2 separate regions of the Mus musculus genome follow, and region 2 is linked to region 1. Evidence: chromatin loops called from intact Hi-C (ENCODE). Cell type or tissue: heart. All regions are shown on one strand. Links, peaks and the distances in the headings refer to the core of each region. The heading gives the core; the rest is flanking DNA.

Region 1 (10,173 bases), core at 3,442-8,441:
CCCACAATGCCTCCTATACACCCACCCTTACACTCGCAAACTCATGGCCTCTTTTTCTTTAATTGTTGATCTATAAATACATAGTTACAACCTGCTCAGTCTGTATAGTGTTGCGTGTGTGTGTGTGTGAGTGTGTATTCATGTGTGTGAGAGTGTGTGTGCGTGTGTGTCCGTGTGTGTGTGTGTGTGTGTGTGTGTGTGTGTGTGTGTATCTTCAGGCTGACTGTTTGGTACTGGATAACGAGTTAGTCCACTCTCCCCTGGGGAAGGCCGTTTCTCCTGCTCTCAGCATAGTTGCCTGTAGCTCTTTGGCTAAGGTCGAGGCCTCCTGAACTTACCCCTCCCAAGCTCATGCTTTGTAAAACTTCAAGGATTGCAATTTACAGAAGGAAAACAAGACAGCCCCTCACATATCCCTCAGTGGAAACCAGGTAGGACTCCTACAGGGATCTGTGGGAGGTTCCCCCGGAGAAGTCAGTCAACCAGGTTGTACACAAGCCACCCAGGAGCCACTTGCCTGCAGGAGATAAAAGAGATGCTGATAGGCCTCCAGCTTCTCCCTCTTCTCTTTGCTCAAAGCCTTGAGCCCGCCCTTCTGCTTGTTTATCATCATCATGTCGGACAGCTGTTCCTTATTTTTTTTGGTAAGTTTTTTACTATGGGAAACCACATCCTAGAAACAAAAACCAACAGGCTGATCAAAAGGCTGACAGAGACGAGACCACGGGCGCTGTGAGGAAGGACTTGTGCACCTGTCCAGCTGCATGCACCACGCTGGCCCATCCCACCACACGGCCGATTTCATCCTGTTTCCCACAACACAAGCTCCTACTGCCACCCGCCTGTGTGAAGAACCCACGCCATGGATTTCCCCATGGGATCAGAGGGAAAATGTCCATGTAATTGGCAAGTCAATTTCTAGGAGTTGATCTTAAAAATCATGACTCTTAAAAAAAAGGGGGGGGGGGCCTCCTGTCCCTATGCTGGCCTTCAACTTACTCTGTGGCTAAAGGTGACCTTGAACATCTTCCTGCTTCCACTTCCCAAGGGCAAGGACTGAAGGCATGTAACACCATGCATGCCTAGTTTATGCAGTCTGTGAGGGGAAACCCACAGCTTCAAGCATGCCACCAACTAAGGGCATACATATCTTAAGGGACAGGCCTACAGCTCAGGGGCAGAGTGCCCAACCAGCATGCCCAATACCCTGGCTTCAGGTCTAACAACACAATAAACAAACACATAAACATACTCTTTAGCTGTGCATGATGGCACGCGTCTGTAATCCTAGTTACTCAAGAGGTCAAGAAAAAGGGCTACCAGGTTATCCAATGTGAACAACGGATCAAGATACTGTCACTAAGTAAAATTTACACAAAGCTGGGTAGGAAGCAACTAGGGGCAGTTGGATATGTAGCTCAGCCTCGTATGTGTGAAGCCTTGGGTCAATTTCCCACACTGTAAAGAACGAAGAAACAAATGAACAACCAAGGTTTAAAAACAAACAAACAAACAAACAAACAAGGCTGGTGGGGGCTGGAAAGATGGCTCAGCGCTTAAGAGCATTGGCTGTTTTCCAGAGGACCTGAGTTCAAATCCCAGCACCCACACGGCAGCTCACATTCATCTGTGATTCCAGTTCCAGGAGATCTGACTCGCTCTTCAGGCCTTCTTGGGCACTAGGCATGCATAGATAGATAAGCAGGCAAAACATAGACATATAAACTAACAAATAAATGGGGGTGGGGGAGGCTGGTGAGAAAGCTCAATAGGTAATGGTGCTTGCTGCCAAGCCCGGCAACCAGGGCGATATCACATGTTAGACGGGAACAAGTTGCAACTTGTTCTGTGACATCTACACGTATCCAACCCCCAAATAAATGAAATAATTAATAAATACCCTAAACTCGAAATATCTAAAGTTAAAGCCCTAAAGGACAAAATCACCCAGAACAAAATTCTGGAAACAATGTCAGCTGGGCAGAGTGGTGAGTCTGCAGTCCTAGCCATGTGGATAGGACGGTAAGCAGTTAGAGAACTTGTCGTAAACTAACCAGTCCTCAGTATAGTTGGACATCACTGGGATGCTATTTATAATAAAAGCATAGATAACAGGCAGACAAATGAGATGATTCACTGAACCAAAAAATCTGGAAATGGAGTCTTAGTTTCTAAGTAGGCAAAAAAAGAACAGAAAATGATAGTTGGTGGAATTAGAAAAGGGTTATCTATAAAAAAAATTATATATATATATATATATATATCAGCCACTACACTCCCTGTTAGACAAGGCTGGACTCCACACTCCCTGTTAGACAAGGCTGGACTCCACCCTCTGCTGGGAAGAGGGAGGCAGGCCCCGTGCACACCTGCAGCGTGATCTTGTTCTTCACCAGCAGTCCGATTTTGATATCCATGAGGTTGAGGTCGTTCTCCAGCTGCTGGTTGGAACGGATGAGGGTGATGACCTCCTCGCGCATCTTCATGAGATCAAGTTCCTCCTGGAAGTCCTGATCACTTTGGTCCAGGAGGTGGACAAACTTTCGGACCACAATCATAGGCGGGTCCTCAGCATTGACTGACAAAGAAAATATGGATCACTGAGTTACCAGGAAACATTCCAAAGTCTGAGACGGGTCAGTACTGTCTCAAAGCTCTAGTGACACACGAGATATTAATGCTTAGGTTTGAACGTGCTCAGACAATCGTCAAGTGCAGTCCGTAGTCGGGTTATTGCTGTTACCACAGGGGCTACATCGGCAAGCAGCAAGACAGCTAGCCACGTGTTAGCAAGGGGGCTTAATCACAAGTGGCTCCCTTCCCAAGCCTTGCCTTCAGGACAACCAAAGAGATCCGTGGAGCGCGCCCAGGACCTGAGGGCTCCCAAGCACTGCCTCAACTCTTCACCGCTGAGCCATGGCTACTCACTGAGAGTCTTGTAGTCATCACGAGCTTTGTTGGCCCGAATGAAAGCCTGGATTTTGATAATGTCATTTATCTAAGGGACAAAGAAGAAATTCTTTACTCATTTGGCCATCACATACACAGAAGATGCCACCTGAGCAGCCTGCTGTCCTAGGCTACTTACATGGTCTCGGAAATACTGTAGGCGATCTCTATAGCGCTTTCGAGCTTGATGCATCCTGGCAAGGGACTGAATCTGTGGAAAAGGGATCCTGGAACTTAGAGCGGCCTTTTTAACACGTCAGGCTTGCACCCCACATGGACAAACCCTGCTGGGCTACCATACCTTCACAACTTCGTCTTTATGGGAGTGCAGGTAAGCCAGCCGATCTTGATATGCCTTCTTCTGTTTGTATCCTCTCCACTGTGACTAAAGGCACCGCACAGTATACATGGCATTATTTTCAAAGAATCGGTGAAAGTTAAAACAAACAAACAAAACCCTCAGCTTGCTATTCTCCAAGCACAATTTCCTGATGACGCTGTAGGAAGAGACCACACCTCCCTGAGATCACAGCCGTCATGTTCTACTTCCCTGACATTGATACAACAGCACACACAGTTTTGTCTGGGGGCTTTGGTGCTGGGGACCTAATGCCTGGCCTTGTGTACACTTTGCATGTGCTCTGCACTGAGCTGTATCCCTCGTCCACACTTGTCACATCTTAAAGTGAGTCACATCGATTCACTTATTTGACACCCTTACTGTTACAGGTGAGGGAGATACACAGTAGTGTACCACATTTCACAGATAAGGAAACGTAAGAGACCCACAGTGTCTAGCAGCAATGGAGCCAAATTCCTAATTCAATTTCTCCATTACTGTTACTGAAGCGCTATTGTTTTATCTACTGTGACTAGGATATATCACTATCATATGCACTACAGAGGTGCAGGTACAATCCACAGACGTGGTGCTCACTAATGCTTCTTGCTACCAAAGCACAGTAATGTAATGTCACAAACAGAAGGTTACTGTCCACATATGAGAGAAGAGGTCACAGAAACACACTCACACATTCAGTTTTAGAGTGACAGTTTATTCCTCCTGCTCTAGAGGCCCGCTCGCTGTAGGAAGTACCTGAATGCAGGTGATGGCAGGGATCTGTTTCTTCAGAAAATTCATCCGGGATCGGAATTCCTGTCGAACGAGGTACCCACGGCAGCAGGCTTGCAGCTTGGTGATCAAGCCTTCGTTGGCCAGCCAAAGCTGCTCTCGGTTATATGCAGCGGTTACTCCAGAGATGGAGCTCTGAAAAAGCATTTGGTCACATTCGGGGACAAGAGAAGAGACACAGAGCATCACCTGAGCCCACAGCTGCCTCCACTCTCCATCCACCGATGGCCAAGTAGTCAGCTGAGGACTGGGCACGAAGACCTCAGGTGTGGGTCCCAGGGGCAGGCTGACTCACTAATTAGTAACTCAGTAATTAAAAGCTAGGCCTTTAATTCATTCCTCATTCCTGTATCCATGACCCCCATCCACACTGGCACAAAGCACTAGTGAAAAATCTACAAGTAAAGTATGCAGGATACCCCCCAACGCACACTGCTCAGCAGCCCAGGGGGCTTCGACTGATGAAAACTTTTGAATAGAGGAATAAAATCATCAAATTTATTTTTAAAAACAGCACTGGGCTGGAGATGGCTCAGAGGTTAAGAGCACTGACTGCTCTTCCAGAAGTCTTGAATTCAATTCCCAACTGACTGTTCTTCCAGAAGTCTTGAGTTCAATTCCCAGCAACCACTTGGTGATTTACTACCATCTACCCTGGGATCTGATGCCCTCCCTCTTCTGGCATGCAGGTATACATACAGATAAAACATTCATATACATAAATAAATCTTACAAAAAAAAAAAGCACGGTTGGTAGAACAGCTAACAGACTAGAGAAAAAGTTGTCTTCATGTGTGCCATCCCCCAACACACAAACACCTCCCCTCTCACGTACGTGCGCGCGCGCACACACACACACACACACAGTTATTTTTATTTTGTTTTTAAGATGGGGGTCTTGGTATGTGGCCTGAGCTAGCTTTTATCTCTTATCATTCTGCTTCAAACTCCCAAGTACCACAATTACAGGTTATATATGTTTTATATATAGGCTATATGTGTAGGTTATAGGATTATATATGCATATGCAGACGTGTGCACACACAAGCACACTGGGAAAGAATCTGCAGGCGAGTAGAATGAGGGGAGTTAGAATGCTTCTACTGTGACCCCAGTAAGAGGGACTGGGCTTGACTGAGGCAGCAGCTCAGCTGCGAGGAGGTTTAGGAATGTCCATGTACCCGATTACCTGCCAAAGTGCCTGTTCTTTCTTTCCTTAGTATTAGAGACGTTTTTTTTTTTTTTTTTTTTTGGGCCCTAGCATGCACACCAAAATTTCGGTATGTTAAGTGCTTTGGAAAGCTCACAAGGGGGAGCTGAGAGCACGTCCTGTTGCTCTCCCTTTTCTCTCTGCTTCCCTCTGGTGGGCAGCACTCCAAGCTGTCCTTGAGGATGTTCTAATGAGGGAGCACCAAGCCTGCAGGCTCCTGGAGCTCTGATGTCCCGAGGCCACCATACCCTCCCTGAACGGCTGAGGTCCATAGTGTCACCAGCCCCTTTTAACCCCTTACTTCAGTTTCTATTCTTCTGCCTCACTGGCTGAAGTATCTGGGCTTCTAGATGGAAGGTCACCTTCTTGGTGTGGGGAAGGTCTAAGATATGGCGGTATGGGTCACAACACACAGGGTCACAGGTTCAAATGAGACCATGGTGGTGTTGGACTTGGTGCCTGACAGTGTCCTCTCTAATCACCCCATAAGGTGAAGGAGTGACAGAGGGCCGATGGCCAAGGAAGAAGCAGAGACAAGGCAGCAGGAGAGATTCTGAGGGGCCTCAGAGGCAGAGGTCTGCAAAGAACTGCAAGGAGGGTTTGCAGAGACTTCCTAACGGCATCTGACAATGCGAAGACTGTGCCAGATACCAAGGCAGGCATTTTCACTAAAGATGCCAGGCTTCCCCCTGGGAGCTAACAAGTGGATGGCAACAGAGAGAGTCCTGGGGCATACTAACTTGCAAGGCACTTAGACAGGGTGTGAATGCAGGTTAGGTCAAATCAGAGAAACCTTACGGGCTTTGCCTTCTCTTTTCTTTTTTAGAAGACAGGGTTTGTCTGTCTGTCTGTCTCCCTGGATGTTCTAGAACTCACTATGTAGACCAGCTGGTCTCAAATGCACAGAGTTTTGCCTGTTTCTGCCTCCACAGAGCTGGGATTGAAGATGTGAATTGTCATGGTTGGTTGGTTTTCTTTTCTTTTTTATTTCTGGGTAAGGAAGACATGCTCTGTATGTGGGCCAATACTCACAAGCAGTCCTTAGAGTATCAGCAGCAACACTGCCTGGGAACTTGTTAGAAATGTGGCCTCCCAAGCTCTGCCTTAGACCCTCGGGATCAACCCCCACACCCAGCACTTTAGATTTGGATAAGTATAATAACAGAAACTGTGAGACTCGCGGGAACCAGAGAGGATGGTAACAGACATTAAGCAATAACATGCCGGTGAGAGACTTCCCTCCTGAGGGCATTTGAAGGGTGCCTGTCCCATACAATGACAAGTGCAGAGTCGGGTATGGGGGGTGCAGTCCTTGCCAGTCACTGGCTTTACAGGAGTAAGAGATTAGGTCATGTGTTAAAGTCAGGGAGGACCATCACTCCCGTCCTGTACATCAGTTCAGGACCCACATGTAAAGCACTGTCTAGGCCTGGCTGTGCCTAAGGAGGTCCTCAGCCCAGCACTGGTCCCTCCCTCACTGCGGTCCCTTCGGCTGCACCCCCATCAGACAGCCGCATGTGTATCTTTCCACACAAGGTCCTGGCTTTTCCACCCTCAGTGACTTTCCCCTCTCCGTCCCAAACATTCTTTCCTCTTTCCTCACCTGTTTAAAATGTCTCTTGGTTTGCCTTCCTCCAGGACAGAATTAAACTTTCCCTAACATGACAGTACTGTGCTAGAGCCCCGTCTCTGCCCGCACTCCTTGGCTCTGTTCTGGGCCTGATGTTTCCCCAACAATGAAAGGCCAGGAGGCAGAGCCCTGGGCCACCCAACTTTTAAGAACCACAGAGTGAAACTCACTGAGTTGTACAACTGACATGTTTTCCATCTCAGACTTCATCACCTCCAAAACCACTAAAGCATGATTACTTCAGAATTACTCATTGCCCAGTCTACATTGGAGTCCAGGACTACCAGCCACAAGCATCTCTCCTCTGAACCAAGAGTAACCCTGAGGCACTTTCTCTCAGGTCTTTCTTGTGAGAAGAAAGGTGGCCTACCTGGATCTCCTCTCGAGAAAGCTGCACAGAATTCTGCACAAAGTCTGGGGGCTCAGCCCATCCTCCTGCTTGCGTCTCCAGGTTGTGGTAGTAATGGTACCCGCCTTTCACCCAGTGCTTCACCCACTTGCTGTTATTATCTCCTGTTGTTGGCAGAAAACAGAGGGGGAAAGACAGTAACCCAGAGCCACACCCCCACACTGATTACTCTGGTCAGCTTTGAGAACCTACACACTTTCTAAAACCTATTCCTTGGATCCAACAGTAAAGGAACATCTCGTGTGTCCCCTGGGCCTTGGCTGAGTAATGTCTGGTCTATGTCATGCATGTCATATTGCCTAGGAGGGTCCATCACAGAACCAATCATACTATTCTTACAACTCCTCTGTCTAAATCCTGCAGTCAAAACACCGTCCAGAAAAGACGGGCCATGCACCCTTCAGCACTACCGTTCAGGAATGAGAGAGCTACAACATTTTCTCTGCTGTGAACTTCTGTCAGCCGTCCACAGACTCAGATAGTCAGAGCTGCTGACATCCTAGGAAATGCGAACAGCCAAGTATCTCGGATCCTTTCCACGCTCTCAATAAAACTGGTCTAGTTCACGCAGCTATCTACAAGCGTTCAGAGTTTAGGACTATTTCCTGCAAAGTGAGCCTAAATACTGTTTATCCACACTGCGTATCTTGGCCTACATCTGTCTCCTGATATGCTCAAGGGCTTAGCTCATGGACATATGTACCCCCCCATGACCCACCTGCTGCCAGTCTCTTCTTCTTGGCTTCAGCAAGGTCACTCTGGTACGTTTCCCCACATTCGGGGATCACTCCATATAAGCCAACGTCGGGAGAACGTAGGGCACTCAGGGTTCTGCCAACATCACCGCTGTCTACTGCTTCATTGATGGCAGAGATTCCTAAGGCAACTGTCTCGGAAGAGAGTTATTAATGGAGCAATTTAGGGGCTGTCTGTGTTCACATGACTTCACCCAGCATACCTACTGGCCAGCTACCCTGCCCAGCACCTGTTGACCTCACCCTCCACCTACACGTGAGCCAGACAACAGACACATGGATACTTACACCTCTGGGCCTCTTGGGTGTCTTTGTTGGACTGCCAGATTCCACCTTGAATTTCATCCAACCATAACACAGCTGACTCATCCTGTGTTTCCTACATATGATTGAAAGCAAAACAGTACGAAAGCCATGGTGAACATCAGGGTATGTGTGATGAGGGCCTTCTGGGGCTCAGCTACAGAAGAAAAAGCTCCACAGATGAGCCGTGGATTAAGTGAATGAAAAGAGCCAGGCATCAAATACCCTGCCCTAAAGTTAAACAGGAAATGGCTCCAATGTAAGCAATGGATGAATGAATGAAGGCCACTCAAACTGTTCAGGAAGCTGACAGCCGTGGAGGGCGCAGGAGCAGGTACACTGGGAAGGGGCCCAGGGACTTGTACCGTATGACAAAGGCCAGAGTATGTGTATTAATACACAAGGTCCAGAAAGCTTCCTTTGCCCTTGAAACACACACAGAGGCAGCTCAAATTCTCCAATACAACCAACGCTTATGTCTTATGTAACCGGATCCTTTTCCTTCTCAGATTTAAAACCTGGAGTTACTGCTACTGCAAGAGTTCTTTTTTGTTTGTTTTGCTTTGTTTTTTGAGACAGGGTTTCTCTGTGTAGCCCAGGCTGTCCTGGAACTCACTCTGTAGACACGGCTGTCCTCAAACTCACAGAGATCCACCTGCCTCTGCCTCTGCCTCCCAAAAGTTGGGATTAAAAGTGTATGCCACCATGCCCTGCTTAAGCCTTTCATTTTAAAATCATTTGCTGGAAACTAAACACACATGTCCACACACAGGATTCTAATAAATGGTGACGAGATAGCCAGAAAAGCTGTACAGTCTGAGCGGGCTCCTGTGTCAGAGGTGATGGAGCAGAACTGGCTTGTTTCACTCTTGCTATAGTTTATTTTTCCTTAAGCTAACATGTAAGGGTTCAATATAGGATTCTGATGCATATACCATTTTATTATTCACCCCCACCCTCCCTGATCCCCCCCCCCTTTGCTGGTTTCTTGTCTCCCTTCAAATATTTTTCCTCATGTGTTCATGTTACATATACTGAAGATGGGGAATGGCCACACACAATTCCGAGTCCTCAAAGTACTGTAAATGCTAACATCAACTGCAGGGTGAAGCCACAATGCGGCAGCCACAGGCTGTGACTCCAAGAGCTGAGAAGTCAGAGGCAACAGGGCGGATGGTCCTAGTCTGCAAGAGAAACTGCCCACAAACGCTACGACCAAAGCAAAGGCACTTCCGTGGGCTGGAATCCAGCCATTGCGGGTTCACTGCTAGGCTGATCTCACATGCATTCCAAGAAGAATCAGCTAACAGCAGAGCTGGGAGGCCAAGGGAGAGCCTTCCCCTGCAGGGAGAGAGCGCTCTGCAAGCGTTCTGACTATTCACAGTCCTATCCCCCACTGCCCCATGCAGGGTAAAACAAAGAGCTACGGTTAACCTTTCTTTCACACATAATCCTCACACATAAGGACCAAACAATGGAGCTAAGGTATGAAAGGCAAGAGAATGAAGAGAAATTGGTCTGGCATATGCTCTAACTAGTTCCTGGTGGCTTACACACAAGCATGTGTATACAGATGGGAAGAGAGTTTTAAAAGTCACGCATGTACATAATAGTAAAGTGATGCTCACCTTGGGCATTAAGACTCTCCTACCCAGGGACTGGTGATCATTCTTACAAAGTGCTCCAAAGGCACCAACTTCAAGTAAGGAAAGAAATGAAATGGCAGACTCGGGACTTCTAAGAAACTTCTCACTAAAAATCCTGGCTAAAAATAGCATGGATTAG
Region 2 (10,173 bases), core at 3,349-8,348, 62 kb after region 1:
TTTCATCCCAGCACTCAGGAGTCGGAAGCAGGTGGATCTGAGTTCAAAGGCAGCCTGGTCTACAAAGTGAGTTCTAGGACAGCCAAGGCTTCACAGACAAACCCTGTCTTGAAAAAAAAAGAGAGAGAGGGAGAGAAGGATAAGGGGGGAAGAAAGAATAGGAAGAAGAGAAGGAAGAAGGAAAAAGAGGAGGAAAAAGAGGAAGAGGAGGAGGTGGTGGCAGTGGTGGTGACAACTGGGGAAGACTAGTGTCATTATCGATAATCCTCACCTACCTTACCACTAATATCTTTCTCTGACTTTCTGAAAAGGCTTTAAACTCAGAGAGGCAGCTGAGATTCAAAAAGACAAATAGGGGACAGAAAAGATGGCTCTGGAGTTAAGAGCCAGGTCCCATTCTAGCACCTAGGAACTCCTAGGTTGGCCTACAATCTCCTTCAACTCCAGTTCCAGGGAAGCCGCTACTTCAGTCTTATAAAGAGTCCAGGGCAGGGTGCCAAGGGGACCATATCTGGGGCAGTTTTTGTCATCTTTAAAGAAAAGGGAGCTCTGAAGGGCTTCTTGGGCCTAGGAGCTCATATTTACTGCCAACTTTCCTGGCCAGCTCTTGACAATCAAATCAAATTTCCACTCTTGTTTTAATCATCTAAAACATCCCTGGTTTTCACTAAGCCTGGATGACAATTATCTCCCATTATTCTTCAGTGTACACGACCTATAATTGTGTTTATCTGCTCTGGAACCTTGCAAAGAAATGTAAGCAACACAACAAAAGGAACCACTGATAACAAACTGACACCCTAAAATTAAGATCACAAGGTCTTGAGATATCTGGAGAAGATAAACAGCAGCTGAGTATCCTCCTCATAAAGAATGCAGAGGAGATGGGTGTGGTGGCGCATGCCTGTAATCTCAGCACTTGGGAGATGCTAGTGGGAGGACCAGAGAAGCCTCAGCAGCAGGATGAGTTTGAGGCCAGCCTAGGGCTGAGATTCCCATCTCAAAAAAAAAAAATGTGTGGCAGCATTGAGTTTGCGGAAAGGCCTCGCCATGCTGCTGGTGGACAGATCTATAGCTACGGCATGACCCTCGTAAGAAGGTTCTGCAGTTTTCTTCTGGCACTGGGTGTCTCCCAGGACCTTGAGCACTCAACAAGTACTTTACCACTCAGGTATGTCCTCAGCCCCTTTCAGCTCCACCCTTACCAGCCCCCTAAACCTAATACCCACTCCATGAGTCACCAGGAGATGGGGCTCAATACACAAACCAAAACCCTGAAGAATTAGGAACCACTGAGAAGATCAAGAACATCAAACCCTAACTTAAAACGTTATTTCTGACAGCTGGCAGTACCCAAAACAACCACTACAAACAGAAAGGCTGAAAAACACAACTGTGGAGATCTTTCAGCAGGCACAAGTGTTCGACAGAGTGTTTCATCATAACCCACCACGGCCCACTTGTTCCCATGAATAAACACTCTACACTTATCCTACCTACTTACCCTTTCAACTGCCAGCCGCCAACACTCTTACCTAAAACATAATGCACACAGAGAGCCACCTGTGGAGGCTGGGTAGACAGCTCGGCAGTTAGGAACACTTGCTGCTCTTTCAGAGGACCAGAGCTGGGCTGCCACCACCCACATCAGGTGACTGTAACTCCAGCCCCAGGGAGATCTAAGGCCTTCTAACCTCCACTGGCAGCCATACATGGATACCAGAAACCATACACAGAAATGAAAACAACTCTTTTAAAGGCACAGCACATCAGCTCCTTCTCCCAGGCCACTCTCCAACTAGTCCCTCCATACCTCTTTGCTTCTTCCAGATGACAAAGGTATTCATAAGCCACGTTCTGCCGTCTCCGCTCATCCATCTCCTCTGCAGTGAGCCTCTCATTATCCAGGACGGCTAAAACAGAAAGGAAAGAGTGTAAACACCAAGCTCTGTAACTTTCCTCAGCAATAAATGAAGGCCACCACCATCAAATTGCTGCTAGTCACCTAGAAAGGCAGGCTAACTAGTGGATATATGGGTAGCCAGGGGCACTACAAATGATTTTCCTAAAAACAAACCATATGGTTTCAACTACATTCATCTTACCATATATACACACATATATATATATATACACACACATACACATTATTATATATTATATATTATATATTATATATTATATTATATATTATATATTATATATTATATATTATATATTATATATTATATATTATATGTGGGGGGTGGTAAGGGGTCATAGAGACATGTCAGCAGTTAAGAGCACTTGTTGACCTGGGTTTCTAACACCTATAGGCTGCTCACAAGCATCTGTAATTCTAGTTCAAGGGGATCCAATGCCCTGTTTCTGACCTTCCAGGACACCAGGTATGTATGTCCTGCACATACATACATGCATGCACTCATACATATAAAATCATTTCTTTATGTACATATGGGAAAGAGGCCACTGGTTAGCTAGCTGCCCATGCCCGATGGACAGTCAAGATACGCATACACACAGGGACAGCACTAGCTGAACTTAGTGGGGTTTTTTTATTTTTTATTTTAGAGAGCCTAGGGGCTGGAGAGATGGCTCAGCAGTTAAGAGGATTGGCTGTTCTTACAGAGGACCTAGGTTCAATTCCCAGCATGCACACCACAGGAAGGCTCATGAGTTATAACTCCAGTTTCAGAGAATCAGACATTCTCTTCTGGGCTCTGCAGGTACCAGGTACACACATGGTGCACAGACATTATGCAAGCCAGTAAATCACCCAAACACATAAAAGAATTTCCTTAAAGAAAAAGATCCAGGTGTGATAACACAAGCCTGTAATCCCAGCATTTGGAAGGCAGAGGCAGGCAGATTTCTGAGTCCAAGGCCAGACTGTCTTAAACAGTAAGTTCAGGTCAGCCAGAATTATACAGTGAGATACAGTTTCAGATAAATCACTGGAGGGAAGAGATAGGAGATAGATATGATCACATTTCATTTTTTATATTATGAAATTCTCAAGGAGTAGACTCAGTGGTCAAGAGTCAAAACTGCTCTTGCAGAGGTCCTGAGTTCAGTTCCCAGCAACCACATGGTGGCTCACAGCCATCTATAATGGGATCTGATGCCCTCTTCTGGTGTGTCTGAAGACAGCTACAGTGTACTCACATAAAATAAATAAATAAATAAATCTTTAAAAAAAAAAAAAAAAAAAAAAAACACATGCTATGTGGGGCTGGCAAGATGGCTCAGCGGGTAAGAGCACTGTCTGCTCTTCCAAAGGTTCTGAGTTCAAATCCCAGCAACAACATGGTGGCTCACAACCACCCATAATGAGATCTAACATCCTCTTCTGGTGCGTTTGAAGACAGCTACAGTGTACTTATTTATAATAATAAATAAATCTTTGGGCCTGAGTGAGGGGTTGATCAGAGCGAGCAGAGGTCCTAAAAAAATCAATTTCCAACAACCACATGAAGGCTCACAACCATCTGTACAGCTACAGTGTACTCATATACATAAAATAAATAAATAAATCTTTAAAAAAGAAATTATCAAGGAACCAAAATTTTAAGTGTTTTAAATATATATGTACTACATTTTCTTGTAGCTTCAAGAGGCATCAACTATAGTCTATCCTTGTTGGTCACACTCTCCCCTCTCTTCATAACCGAAGCTCCTGGACTACACAGTTTACACACATGCTCCTACTCTAGCCCAGACCCATCCTGTGATCACCACTATTTGACAGCTGAGGATACTGAGGCTGGAAGAACTCAGTCAGAGGGCTAATCAAGGGCCTTTGCAGCCCACCTGACTCCAGGGCCTGTGGACTTTACCTTGTAGCCATCTGCCTTCTCCACTGTCTTCCCAAGGGATAACTCCTTGGGAAGGCAATCAGAGCTATTCTCACTCTAGCCTGGGCTACTTCGGGAAATCCTTTTTACTTTTCTCCTCTCCCTTTCAATTCCACCTCTGCACTTCGATGCCCTCGGTTTTCCACGTACAGTAACCCTATGTTCTCCAATACCATATTTAGTTTGTGTCTGCCCTCTCAAAGTCATGTCTTGCTCACCCTGCCCCACACTGCATCCTCCAAGCCTCTGTTTAAAAGTCAGCACCTACCTTCCCATGGCCTTGTTAAGTCCCTTCTCTTCACCCCCATTACTCTTTATACCCAGTTAGAGTTAGTTCATGCATCGTTTATCTTTATTGCACCTTATTGGTTTTTTTCTTGGAGCTGAGGACTTGCACTTGCTAAGCAAGCACTCTACCACTGGGCTAAATTCCCAACCCCTCATCTAATTATCAATCTCTGTACACCTGTCTCTTTCTCGGACAGGTTTTGAAGGCACTGTTTGATCTTTTTCATCCCTAATTTCACAAACGTAGCACACATTATAACACTATCCAATGCATAACTGGATGTGTTAAAGTATCCTTTAAGAAAGTACTTTTCCCAAAACATAAAATCTAAACCTGGGACTCAAAGGGATCCTCTTGTAACTACTATCCCACGTACAGCTGGTTAGTTTACTAAGGTTGCAGGGATAGTCACAGAAAATGAGGAAGTGGGGGGAGCCGGTTTGGGTGTGTTTATGTTTTAATTTTACTTTTGAAATGCTAAAGAAAGAACCCAGCAGGAGAAAGCATAAGCTGCTTGCCTAAAACTGCACCTCGCAGCTAGCCTGAGGCTGCGCGGGTCTGCGCCCTGGGTCACCCTCGCAGGCAGCAATCCGGGCAGCACCTTCCCACCACGCCCGAGCAGAACCCCTGGGTCCAGTGCCCAGGACACGCCCTGCACAGTCAGTTCTCCTGCCACCTCACCCTAGGCCGTCTTCCCCAATCTCAGTAGAACTAACCGGTGGAGGAGCTGGGTGGGGCTCCCCTGCCGCAGCGCCTAGCGAAGGCAGAGGCCTCCAGGTTTCTACCCGCCGCCTCCGGAGCTCGAGAAGGCTCGGGCGCCAACCTTGCTACCAGCCATACAGCCAGCTGCTCTTCCGGGTCCGTGCGGTCCCAAGCCACCCGGCGCACCCGCCCGGCTGAGCCCCTGGGAAAACCCGAGCTTGGTCCCTCGCCCGCGCACCCCCAAGCCCTCGGCACTCACAGCCATAGTGCGGCCGGACCACACCCAGGCCATCAACCTCCTCCGCGGCGGACATGGCGGCCGAGTCCAGGTCTCCGGTGAGGAAGCGCAGAGACCTTGAAGACGCGGGCGACCGTAGCAGCAGTAACTCCTGCCCAGTGCGCGGGCTGTCGCTGTCCTCAGAGCCCCGCCCCGCGCCATCGGCCCCACCCTGCAGGTCCCGCCCCGCAGACCCCGCCCTTGAGTCCACGCCCAGCTGCGCTCCCCGGAGCGAGCGGAAGGGGCGTGGTCAGTATTACAGGACCCGCCCCTGCCCTCTTCGCTCTCCACTTGCGGAAGCGAGGAGGCGGGGTGCTGTAGCGAGTCCCTAGGCCGGCTTGGTCCGTTGTCCCGACACTCCTCCGCTGTCGCCCTATCTGCGGCTCTGACTAAAAGGCCGCCAATGTCTACAGCTTGAAATCCAAATGTTTTTAGGCGCCTGCCTTCTCCTGACAACTGAGTTAACCCCCTCTGCACCGCGGCTCCTTCAAGGAGCCGTTGCAAGTGGCCCAGAGTGTGATTATTGGAAGCAAGTAGGACCCACTGTCAGGAAAGACTCCCACTCCTACTCTCTGCTACATTCTGTCAATCTGACCTCTGTTCTCCCCAACAGTGCTAAAGAATAGAACTGCTCAATCTCTTAAACTGGGGGATGACGATGCTCACGCGGAAGAGCTGTTTATCAGCTCTTTACAATCTGCAAGATCTTAGGGGGGTTATCTTGACCCTATTAATAAGGATGCCTCGTCTCTTTACCCTTGTGATCTTTTAAAGTGCCAGTATTCAACCGAATTCTATTCTGAACCAGCCTGGATTGGAGTGAATCACTGGCTCTAATAATAATAATAATAATAATAATAATAATAATAATAATAAAGTAAAAGTCCCATTCTCAGGACTCTTACCCTCACCATAAACAGTTGATGGCTTCTACTTACAATCCAGACCATCTAGAAGCCCCTCAGTAGTTCCAAACTATCTAACGTGCATTTTTGGACCTCTCACAGACACTAAAACCTGTCAAACGTTGATCCTGTTCCTGCCCCACTCTCTGGAAGTGTTCCATCACCAGTCACACACACACCCCAGGTTCCTCGACTCACCTCTATTTCTGAAGCATCTAGTTTTGTTTCTGTCCCCACCTGTGATAACACTTTTTTGATCATCATAATCTCTATTCTCACTTGTGCCAACCAGATCATCATGATTGCCAGCATGCTCTTTCCAAAGTACGGAGTTCTTTGGGAAGGGGGACAAGTCTCACTATGTAGTTCTGGCTGTCCTGGAGCCCACTAAATAGGCAAGGCTACCCTTGAAGATCCACCTGTCTCTTCCTCCTGATTGCTAGAACTAAAAGCATGTGCCACCACACCCAGCTTCCGAGTTCTTGTCATAGATGTAATTTTTCCTGTTACTCCCTTCACAGTGCAGTTTGTGTACTTTCCCATGCCAGGTGGGCACCTTTACAACCCAATTCCAGGCTCTTTGTTCCAGCCATTTTCAATTTACTAGCTCTTTCCTTACAAACTTTCTTCTTAGTTGGGCATGTTGAGGCACGACTTTAATCCCAGCACTCAGGAGACAATAGCAGGCAGATCTCGGTGAGTTCAAGGCCAGCCTGGTCTACATAGTGAGTTCCAGGACAGCCAGAAATGTGTAGAGAGTGTGTCTGTGTGTCAAGATAAATAAATGAAAAGTTAAGAACTTTATATAGTGCTTAGGATACAGCCCATGCCCTGACATGCGCTAGTCAAGCCCTCTGCCACTAAGCTACACCCATAGCCCTGAGCTCCTAAAGGAAGAAGATAACTTACAATCTATAAGCAGCTGCACTACACCAGTCATCTTAGTACTCTTGGGGCAGAGGCAGAAGTCCTCACTGCAAGTTCGAAACCTGGGGTAGGCAGGTGTGTACAAGATTCTGTCTATAAAGAAACAGGAAAGAGAAAGCATACAAGAGGGCAGGGGATAAAACTCAGAGGCAAAACACTTACTTGCCTTGCATGCATGAGGCCCTAGTTCTATCTATGTACGTATGTGTGCCTTGTGGTTACCTGGCATCTGAGGTCAGTGGAAGGTAGGAGATCCCCTCAAACTGGAGTTACAGTTGGTTGTCAGCTACCATGTGGGTACTGGGAATCAAACCCAGGTCCCCTTATCAGCTCTTAACTCCAGCCCCAGTGTATGATGCTTTGTCTATTCATGTGTCTCTGTTCCATGTGCATTCCTGGTGCCCTCAGATGCCAGAGAAAGGGATTAAATCCCCTGGGACTGGAGTTACAGCCAATTGTAACCCATCTGGGCACTGGGAATCAAACCCCAGTCCTGTGGAAGAGCAGCCACTGCTTTCCCTCCGTCTCTGAGGCATCTATCCAGACAATACCAGTAGCTTTTTGAAAACCAAACAATTTGGGTTACACTCAGTAACTTGGTTACTTCTGTATCTTCAAGCATTTAAAAGAATGTCTACAAAACTATATTTGATTTTCTTTTTAATTTATCCAATTATCTAATGGCAAGTCGAGAACTACCTGTAGGTTAATAGTAAAGGGGTCACATGGGACAAAGAGACAGGTGTCTTCCTATGTTAGGATGAGGGTTTTTTGTGTGTGTGTACAGCTCTAGGTGTATAATTCGTGAGGTTCAAAGGAGGGCAGTCCAGGTCCTATGCTATACAATTCTAGGTTAATAGGAGCCATCTTGAATGTGAGAATTAGTCCTGCCATCTCTGCTATGAAAATTAGAGCAATTCTGGTCTAAGGTCACTGAGCACAGGGTTGAAGCTCTTTAGGGCCACTCCAGCCTGGCCTGCCTTCCATTGTGATTTCCAGCCTGGGATTTGTAGAGAGACAGATACAAAGTCTGTGGTAATGGTTCCTTGGGAGAGAGAGGGCAGGAGGATCAGGAGTGACATGTAACTATTTCAGCTCATCTTTTTACCTTACTAGTATATGAGTCCATAGGTGGGCTGCCCTTGAACTATAAATGGCAATTAAGAATAGAGAATACGGAACTGGATATTAGAGTTGATAGCCCCTGGTCTTAGAATGGCTCTAATCACCACTCAGCATGGAGGTACACATACATTAATCATAGCACGTGGGAGGGCTAAGACAGGAGAATAGCAAATTTGAAGCCAGCTTGAGTCACATAGTAAGAACTTGTAGCAACACAAAGTAACAAATGAAGAGATTCTTTTCAATTTTTTTGATGCTGTAAAAGATACATGATCAATAGGAACCAGACTTCAAATTTTAAGTTGTAATTTTCTTCCTTGGGCTAGAGATAGTGAGCAGATGTCGTGCTGAAGGATAGCATCCCTACTCTGGGCAGAGAGATTAAGCCGTGGCATCTGCACATTTTTCAGCTCACTGTGTTTTCAACTTGTGTGGGTGGTCTGAGACATGCCACCATACGCAGAAGAGAATCTGCAGTTCTTTAGTGGGAAGCTGGGTGAGCAAGAGACATCAGGATTTCTGAAGTGATGTTTAAATGAAGATAAATTCTGAACTCACAAATTATGATACCATTTTTGCTTTAAAATATAAAGACATCCAACGGCAGTAATACACACCTATAACCCCAGTCCTTGGGAGGAAGAGTCAGGAGGATCAGGAGCTCAAGGCTAGCCTTTGATACATACTGAGTTTGAAGCCAGCCTGGGATACCTCGGACTCTTTCTAAGAAGAAGAAAGAAGGAGGAGGAGGAGGAGGAGGAGGAGGAGGAGGAGGAGGAGGAGGAGGAGAAGAAGAAGAAGAAAAAGAAGAAGAAGAAGAAGAAGAAGAAGAAGAAGAAGAAGAAGAAGAAGAAGAAGAAGAAGAAGAAGAAAGAGAGAGGGGGGGAGAGAAAGAGAGAGAAAGAAAGAGAGAGAGAGGGGGAGAGAAAGAGAGAGAAAGAAAGAGAAAGAAAGAAAGAAAGAAAGAAAGAAAGAAAGAAAGAAAGAAAGAAAGGAAGGAAGGAAGGAAGGAAGGAAGGAAGGAAGAAAGAAAGAAAGAAAGAAAGAAAGAAAGAAAGAAAGAAAGAAAGAAAGAAAGAAAACAGTCAGGAATAGTGACATGCATCTGTATAGCCCTGATCTCAGGAGGCTAAGACAGAAGAATAATAGGTTCAAGAACCTCTCTTGGTCAGAAGGGAGAGATTTGGGGATGATGGTGTGCTTGTCTTTCATGCCTAGAGGCAGAGACAGGCAGATAGCTATGAGGTCCAGGGTAGCCTGGTGTACATAGAGAGTTCTAGACAAACCAGAGCTACATGATGTGATCCTGTCTCAAAAAAGAAAAGAGAAGCACCCAGGACAATATATTAACAGTAGTCTCTCTAGGTAGTGAGGTTACTGGACTTGTGGACCTTGTTTGTTTACGTCTCTATGTTCTTTACAGTGAAATACTAGAAATACAATATCACAGTGAACACAAACACAAAGAAAGTTCATTACATACCAAATCAATCCATAAGTAGGCATCAAATGGCAAAATAATGAGCTATCTGGTCATTTTAGGAACTCACATGGGTTCATGACCTCAAGAGATCTATAAGCTGATGGGAATGGGCAATATTAACACAATGGCTAGAGATAAGCACCCATGACAGAGGTTTCCCTTGGCCTGTGTACTGGCTAGTTTTGTGTCAACTTGACACAGCTGGAGTTATCACAGAGAAAGGAGCTTCAGTTGAGGAAATGCCTCCATGAGATCTAACTGTAAGGCATTTTCTCAATTAGTGATCAAGGGGGAAAGGCCTTGTGGGTGGGACCATCTCTGGGCTGGTAGTCTTGGTTCTATAAGAGAGCAGGCTGAGCAAGCCAGGGGAAGCAAGCCAGTAATGAACATTCCTCCATGGCCTCTGCATCAGCTCCTGCTTTCTGACCTGCTTGAGTTCCAATCCTGACTTCCTTGGTGATGAACAGCAATGTGGAAAGTGTAAGCCGAATAAACCCTTTCCTCCCCAACTTGTTTCTTGGTCATGATGTTTGTGCAGGAATAGAAACCCTGACTAAGATAGCCTGGAATAACCTTAGCTTCTCATCTGCCTGGGGTATTCCCACTTAACG

What was found. Hi-C counts contacts between places; a loop is a spot of excess contacts. Peaks named below come from ENCODE experiments on the same cell type or tissue, not always from the same donor. Only the 100,000 strongest peaks of a DNase experiment are listed, where the experiment ranks them.
Region 2: a loop joins it to region 1, with 4 times the contacts of the local background. A loop is called at or near these places in 16 of 42 quality-filtered maps.

What each region holds. Positions count from the first base shown.
Region 1 is chr7:80,735,745-80,745,917 of GRCm38, forward strand. Iqgap1 (IQ motif containing GTPase activating protein 1) reads right to left here. Exons shown (of 38, transcript NM_016721.2): 16 at 8,374-8,464; 17 at 8,049-8,216; 18 at 7,292-7,434; 19 at 4,046-4,216; 20 at 3,251-3,334; 21 at 3,089-3,160; 22 at 2,929-2,998; 23 at 2,370-2,578; 24 at 518-673. Among named protein-coding and RNA genes, the nearest start is that of Crtc3, 52 kb to the left of the region's middle. In heart, for the core only: a CTCF peak has its summit at 5,430 (motif pointing left); DNase peaks (open chromatin) are centred at 5,467 and 8,387; H3K27ac peaks cover 1,126 bases.
Region 2 is chr7:80,798,037-80,808,209 of GRCm38, forward strand. It overlaps Iqgap1 (IQ motif containing GTPase activating protein 1), which reads right to left and starts at 5,295. Exons shown (of 38, transcript NM_016721.2): 1 at 5,105-5,295; 2 at 1,814-1,913. The coding sequence starts at 5,159. In heart, for the core only: a CTCF peak has its summit at 5,462; DNase peaks (open chromatin) are centred at 4,815 and 5,375; H3K4me3 peaks cover 2,253 bases; H3K27ac peaks cover 1,486 bases.